2 separate regions of the Homo sapiens genome follow, and region 2 is linked to region 1. A link is a contact called in ENCODE Hi-C data. All regions are on one chromosome and are shown on one strand. The core of a region is the stretch at or near the end of the contact, and the rest is flanking DNA. Distances in the headings are between cores, read along the strand shown.

Region 1 (3,679 bases), core at 526-3,025:
TGATGATGATGGTGTTAACATTCATTGAACGCTTACTATGTGCCAGGTACTGTTCTAAGTGTTCTGTTATAGGAATGAAGTGTCTCACCATATCCTTGTGAGGCTGTTACTCAAATGATTCCTGCTTTACAAATGAGGAAGCTGAGACACAGATTAGTTAACTCACTTAAGGTGGTAGTTGAAAGTATTAATAGTTGTGTCTGGTGATATTTTTGGTTGTCACAACAAGGAAGCGGGATGCTACTGGCATCTAGTGAGTAGAGGCCATGGATGATGCTAAATATCTTACAGTGCTTAGGAGACATAATAATGAATTATCCAGCCCAAAATGTTAATAATAGTGTAGAAGCTGAAAAACCCTGCACAATGCTGCAATGCCTCTCCAACACCATCTTATGTTATCCTTCTTTGCTCACTATGCTTCACTTACATTATTCTTTACTTTCCTCGAACCCCCCATACCCTTGTCTTGCTCAAGGCCTTTGTATTAGCTGGTTCCTTAATCTTTGGAGCTCAGTTCACTTCCTCAGACAGGTTTTCCCTGACCATCCTATGTTAGAGTAGTCTTCCTTACATTTCTTCACTGTTTATTTCTTTTCTTTTCTTTTTTTTTTTTTTGAGACAGGGTCTTGCTATGTTGCCCGGGCTGGCCTTGAATTCATGGGTTCAAGTGATCCTCCCACCTCAGCCTCCCGAGTAGCTGGAACTACATGTGCGTGCCACCAAGCATGGCTTGTATCTCTTATAGCAACTGCCTCTATCTGAAGTTATCAGATAAAATTATTGTTTGTCTCCACTAAAAAAGGATAAACATCTTGAGACGGGTATTAGTCTTGTTCACAACTGTTCAGGAACAGTGCCTGGTACAGGGTGGGAACCAACATTAATATTTATTGAATGATTGGCTGTGCGTGGTGGCTCACACCTGTAATCCCAGCACTTTGCGAGGCCGAGACGGGCGGCTGACTTCAGGCCAGGAGTTCGAGACCAGCCTGGCCAACATGATGAAACCCTGTCTCTACTAAAAATACAAAAATTAGCTGGGTGTGGTGGCACACGCCTGTAATCCCAGCTACTCGGGAGGCTGAGGCAGAAGAATCGCTTGAACCTGGGAGGAGGAGTTTGCAGTAAGCTGAGGTCTTACCACTGCACTCCAGCCTGGGCAACGGAGCAAGAACCTGTCACACACACAAAAAAAAGAATAAAGAAAAAATATTTATTGAATGAATAAATGAATATCAGGTACTGAGATTAAAATGGCAAGCAAAACCCCCGCCTTTATGAAGCTAGCAAGTTATGGAGGTAATCACATGATAAACAAATAATATATAATTAAGCAAACAATAGACCACTCAGGAGGTTTAGGGTCTACCAACCAACTCCTAATCCAGGGCAAATGAGCAAACTGTGTTAGGGACCTACAACTTGCAGGATCTGGATAGAGATGGCAATTAGCAGCATCAACTCTCACCTTCATGGCTGGGATATAACATTTCAAATTGGTCCTGGACGTGGGGATAAAGGGCGGCCTGTGATTCAGGCCTGAGGATGTGGAGGTGTCTTGGGCTGGGCTGCTTTCACGCCAGCAGAACTCCAGGGCCAACTCCAGGGCCTTCTCCAGGCGGCAGAGCGGACCCTAGGACCCCGGCCCGCGCTGCAGTGGGGAGGGTCAGCAACCTCCACCCACCCTCATCCTCCCCCATCCTCCCGGGTACTCACCGTGCCACTGGCCCTGCAGCTAGCTACCGTTGCTATAGCGCCGACAGCGTGGCGGGCGGCTGGCCGAGAGGAGCACGGGAGAAACATGGCAGGCTCCCGTAGCCTCCTGGGAAATGTAGTTCTCCTTGGACTCTAGCCTGTTTGCTCGCGGGGTAGCGGACTACGCTCTTCCAGCTGTCGGACCTGGGAAATTCTCCTGTGCTAAATCCCGTGGCGCTCGCGGGTGTCGCCGCGGTGCATCCTGGGAGTTGTAGTTTTTTCTACTCAGAGGGAGAATAGCTCCAGACGGGAGCAGGACGCTGAGAGAACTACATGCAGGAGGCGGGGTCCAGGGCGAGGGATCTACGCAGCTTGCGGTGGCGAAGGCGGCTTTAGTGGCAGCATGAAGCGCACCCCGACTGCCGAGGAACGAGAGCGCGAAGCTAAGGTATGTCGGGCTCCCGGGGCCTGGAGATCTTCGTGCGCTGTGAGCAAGGATCAGGGAACCGGAAGGGCTTGGTTTGATGGCGAGCGGATGCGCGGTGTTAAACTAAGGGATGACAGGGCCTTGTCAGCAAGGGACCTGGAGATATTAGAGGGGATGTTACAAATTCGTGCTCTTCAGGATGCAGGCCGAGTCTTGTTGGATCGGCTCAAAAATGAGAAGCAAGATACCCATTTCCTTGTCCTTCTTCTGCATCTATTCCTTGGTTAAATTTGTCGCCATCCCTGTGCCTCAGTTTACCGGATTCTCAGATGACTGTGATCATACCAGCTGTGCTTTCTCATAATGGTCTCTGAGGACTGAGATCGGCTTAGATGAAATATCTGTGCAGTCAGCTGTGTTTCTTTGGAACAATTGTCTCCGTGACCGGCTGATAACAGTTTGTGTCTTTTAGCGCTGTGGATATGAATCTTTAACTACATTGCTCCTCTCTACCTTTGATGTTCAGCTTCTGGTAGTTGCCATTCCATGGGATGACCATAATAATGGCAACAGAGATTTTAAAAAGCATTTATTGTGGGTCAGGCACTGTATTAAGTGCATAATATTTAAATTATTTCATATCATTGTCACAGCAGATTGCAAGATAGATATTATACAGATGGAGTATAAATAACAGCCCAGCTTCACAGATGAAGAACTGAGGCTCAGAAGCATTGAGTGTTTTCCTTTCTCTCATTCCCAAACTCAGATCCTGTTGATTTGTCTACGTATATTGGGAATATGCCCACTTTTTTTTTTTTTCATCTCCACTACCTTGGACCAAGCTACCATTATCTTTTTAATAGACTGTTGGAATAGCCTATTGATTGGCCTACACTCACTCTACACCCTAACTTAACTCTTCTTCCACCTTCTCTCCCTTCCCTCAACTACCATTCTCTTCTGCACACCATAGAGTAAGATCTTCGTGAAATGCAAATATAATTATGTCCCTTTCCTTTCTCCTTACTCTGCCAACCACCTGTTTAAAAATATTCCATGGCTTTCTGTTGCTCTTAGGATAAAGGCAAAACTTCACATTGCCTACAAGATCCTGCATGATCTGGACCCTACCTGCTTTCACAACCCCATTGGATATGACACTCTGCTCTCTGCCTACCAGTCACTTTGGCCTTCTTAAAAGTCACTCTTCACTATACTTTATCGGGCTTCAGGGCCTTTGCACATGTCATTTGCTGCCTACTCTATGTTAGGCAAATATTGGCAGTGAATAACAGTGTTAAATAACGTAGACACAGTTCTTGCTTTCATAGAATTTCATCTTACACGTGAGTCTGTTTAGGGCAATACACCTAAGGATTTAAAATATAAAATCTGCTCTATATTGACCTGAGTTATTGCAGTATTTCGTAAGGGACCAGAAGTTTTCATGCTTGAGTCTGCATATGATGTGGATAATATATTAAAGATAAGCACAAAGAGGGCGACCCTTCTGCTTTAGTCTACACAGTGCAAAGAAACAAATGTCACCTC
Region 2 (3,679 bases), core at 312-2,811, 600 kb before region 1:
AATGGTGAAACCCTGTCTCTACTAAAAATACAAAAATTAGCCAGGTGTGGTGGCAGGTGCCTGTAATCCCAGCTACTCAGGAGGTTGAGGCAGGAGAATCACTTGAACCCAGGAGGTGGAGGTTGCAGTGAGCCGAGATCGTGCCATTGCACTCCAGCCTGGGGGACAAGAGCGAGACTTCGTCTCAAAAAAAAAATTGGAACCAACTGTTTTTTCAGGTTTCAGACATTTCTGTAAACCAGTAGAAAAGCTGGGAGGCAGACAGGCGTGGTGGCTTACGCCTGTAATCCCAGCACTTTGGGAGGCCGAGGCGGGTGGATCACCTGAGGTCAGGAGTTCAAGACCAGCCTGGCCAACATGGTGAAACCTCGTCTCTACTAAAAATACAAAAATAAGCTGGGCATGGTGTTGGGCATCTGTAATCCCAGCTATTTGGGAGGCTGAGGCAGGAGAATTGCTTGAACCCAGGAGGTGGAGGTTGCAGTGAGCTGATATGGCTCTGCCCCACTCCAGCCTGGGCAACAGAGTGAGACTCCGTCTCAAAAAAAAAAAAAAAAAGAAAGAAAGAAAAGCTGGGAGGCCTGAGATTTTGTGTCTATTATACCTAAGGGATGAAAGAGTCCTGACCTGGAGACCCGAAACAATGTTTGGCTGCTTTTTTCTTTGTCTCTTGTAAACCAACATCAGCAATGAGCAGGCCACCTCAAGTGTGACTCAATCAACGCGAGGCAGGAGGCATGCAAAACAAAACAGAAAACTCCTGGCAGCCTTAATATAGCGATTTTTCTAGCAATCTACATGACTATCCAGGCCCAATGCACCCCATTACATATGCAAAACATCTGACGTTTGTGTAACAAGCCCTTAACCCCTGGCTGTTATTCTTATTTCCAAACTGGGGTGCATCATTAGATAAATGCAGAAATCAAGAACCGTCGCTCCTAGTCAAGCGTCTGTGGCTCAGTTCTCAGAGCCAGGCCAAAGGAGTAATTATAGCTTTCCTCTATAGTGTACGGGGCAGGAGGCTGATTTAATAAAGGAAGCCTACTGTCTGTCTCCAGCCTGGCTCTGACTCATGGAACGAGGGAGTCCCAGAGCACTACCCACAGAGGGTGGGTGGTGAGCAGCTGAGGGTGGGAGGTGAGGGTGGCCGCTAGCAAGGCCTGGGCCCAGAGCCCTGAGAATGAGGAAACTCCCTGCTTGGCCAGGAGGAACCTGCAGCTGGAGCCAGAGGAAGTGAGGCTCAGACAGAGCAGCTGCTGTTCCAGCAACAGCAGCAACTGCCGCACCCTTGAAAGGAGGCCCCTGCCGTGTGGACCCGTAAAATAAAATGGGTTAGTAATTTTCATATTCAGAATTGATTGGGGGAAACGATCGAATTGCTTCTAATGGGGATGGCCACCTTTGTGTGCTGTACCAGGGTCTTTGGTTTCTTTTAGGGGCCTGGGTCGATGGAGTCTGGAGTGATGAGCGTTCGGTTAATTTGGTTTCTCACTTTGGCAGCTAATTAGGTCTTCACGACCACAGAGAGAGTTCTGAGCTGGGAGTGGTTTCAGCTACACCGAGGGGGACGGCCCGCTCTGGAATGGATTTGTGTTCCACCTTAGATAGGTCACCAGAGGTCATCTTATCCTTCCTTCTGCCTCCAGCTGCTTTCTCCTTCCTCCCCTGACAATCAGCCAGACAGAGGCAACCTGACCTCTTCCTCCTCCGGACTCCTCCGGGCGGGAGATTCGGCTCCACCCCTTCCCTTCCCGCTGAGTCACACACCTCCCAGTCAGGTGATCCTCCCCTGGGCCCTTCCGAGAGCACCTTGACCTATATTCCGTTCTCTCCATGACAGCAGACTCTAAGAGTCCCGGGAGAGAGCCCGCCAGGCCAGCTGGCGTGGTGCCCTGGCAGCCCCAGACTGCAGACCAGGCGCCCCGGGCAGCGGGAGGGGGTGCTCCCACCCCAGAGGCCTGGAAATGGAAAGTTAGGAGGCTGGTGGCTGTGTGCAGGGCGGGGGAGGAGGAGGTGGGGAGTTGAGTCAGCTGGGAAAGCTGACAGCCACTGGCGGCCGCGTGCTTCCTCCCCTCCCTCTCTGGGCTCCTCAGCTCCCTGCCAGGCCCTGACCAAGCAGGCTGCAGGGGATGAAGCGGTGAAGGGCAGATGCCATTGTGGCTGGGTGATACTGCAGCCCACGGGGAGAGGTGAGGAATTGTGCAAATAATGGGATAAACCTACATGACTCACCCGGAGAATGTGAGCCGAAGAAAACTTCTCCTGCCACAAGGACCGAATTCCCATTCCCAAATTATCCACAAAATGGCCCCTACTTATTTTGTCTATGGGTTCTTTGTGCAGTTGCTGCCTGTACAGTCTTTGTGTCCTCTGAATGTGAGGAGAATAGGGCTGCTATGGGAAAGGAAATTAAAAGAGAAGTGATCCTTGGGTATCACACCTGTAAAAAGCGATATTAACTGAAAATCACTGTTCCTTTTGAATTAGAAAGCACTCTGAATTTAGACTCATTCGTCTTTTTTTTTTTTTTTTTCCAAAAGACAGGGTCTTGCTCTGTTGCCCAGGCTGCTGGAGTAAAGTGGCTGATCATAGCTCAGTGAAGCCTGGGACTCCTGAGCTCAAGTGATCCTCCCGCCTCAGCCTCCCAAGTAGTTGGGACTACAGGCATGCACAACCATGCCCGACTAATTTTTTAATTTTTTTGTAGGGATGGAGTCTCACCATGTTGTCCAGGCTGGTCTTGAACTCCTGGGCTCAAGCAATCCACCCACCTTGGCCTTGGCCTTTCGAAGTGCTGGGATTACAGGCGTGAGCTGCCACCCCCAGCTTGAGTAGAATCTACCTTCACAAACACTTAGAAGCTCTATGACATTGGCAAGTCACTATAGGCCTCTGTCTCCAATCTGTAATATGGGGATTTTTAATAAAACCATCCTACTACTACATCAGATGGTGTGAACATGAAATCAGATGATGTGCATAAAACATGTTATTATATATAATTATGTGTAACTATATAATATTTTCTCTAGATGGCTATGTCACTGCCCTGTACCATCTGAAAGGGTTGTTTTACTTGTTCACTGTGCTCATGATAGAAGAGCCTGCCTCTGGGTGTGTTCACAAGTGTAAATAGAAAGCTGTAGCCTCTGGCTACATTAGGATTTACTGCATCTAACAAGCAGCCCCACATAGCTTGTTTACACATTACCGACAGATTAGGTGTACATCATCTTATTCCTTTATATCAAGAAAAGCAAGTTTATCATAAGATGGATAAAAACCTGCTGACTGGAATAAATCTTTTTTACTCCAATCTCACATTTTTTCCTTTTCTTTTTTTTTTTTTTTTTTTGAGACAGGGTCTCACTCTTTTACCCAAGCTGGAGTGCATCGGTGCAATCACAGCTCACTGCAGCCTCAAATTCCCATACTCAAGTGGTCCTCCTGCCTCAGCCTCCTGAGTAGCTGGGACCACAGGCATGTGCCACCACACTCAACTAATTTTTAAATTTTTTGTACAGATGAGATATCACTAAATTGCCCAGGCCGACAATTTTTTAATCAGGATGTAAACTTATGAAGTTACTGCCTGGTGTACAGTGGGTGCTAGATGGTAGGGTAGGTGCAAGTTAGATAAATGGAAGGAAAGAAGAAAGGAAGAAGGAAAGAAATT

Evidence for each region. Hi-C counts contacts between places; a loop is a spot of excess contacts on that map. Pooled maps may share reads with other maps.
Region 2: a loop to region 1 is called in a pooled map, with 8 times the contacts of the local background. The contact joins the enhancer-like site here to the promoter of RPGRIP1L in region 1. A Hi-C loop is called at or near these places in 6 of 50 pooled maps.

Annotation. Positions count from the first base shown.
Region 1 is chr16:53,702,084-53,705,762 of GRCh38, forward strand. RPGRIP1L (RPGRIP1 like) reads right to left here and starts at 1,776. Exons shown (of 27, transcript NM_015272.5): 1 at 1,720-1,776. It overlaps FTO (FTO alpha-ketoglutarate dependent dioxygenase), which reads left to right and starts at 2,073. Exons shown (of 9, transcript NM_001080432.3): 1 at 2,073-2,146. The coding sequence starts at 2,102. RefSeq lists a silencer at 1,686-1,735 and enhancers at 1,771-2,271, 1,886-2,295.
Region 2 is chr16:53,097,935-53,101,613 of GRCh38, forward strand. All of the region lies in intron 1 of CHD9 (chromodomain helicase DNA binding protein 9), which reads left to right. Among named protein-coding and RNA genes, the nearest start is that of CHD9, 45 kb to the left of the region's middle. RefSeq lists enhancers at 936-1,065, 1,024-2,223, 1,126-1,175, 1,266-1,345, 2,296-2,395 and a silencer at 1,886-1,995. Within about 2 kb of position 1,562, at least 40 of the 41 ENCODE cell types and tissues checked have a DNase peak (open chromatin) inside an H3K27ac peak, as active enhancers do.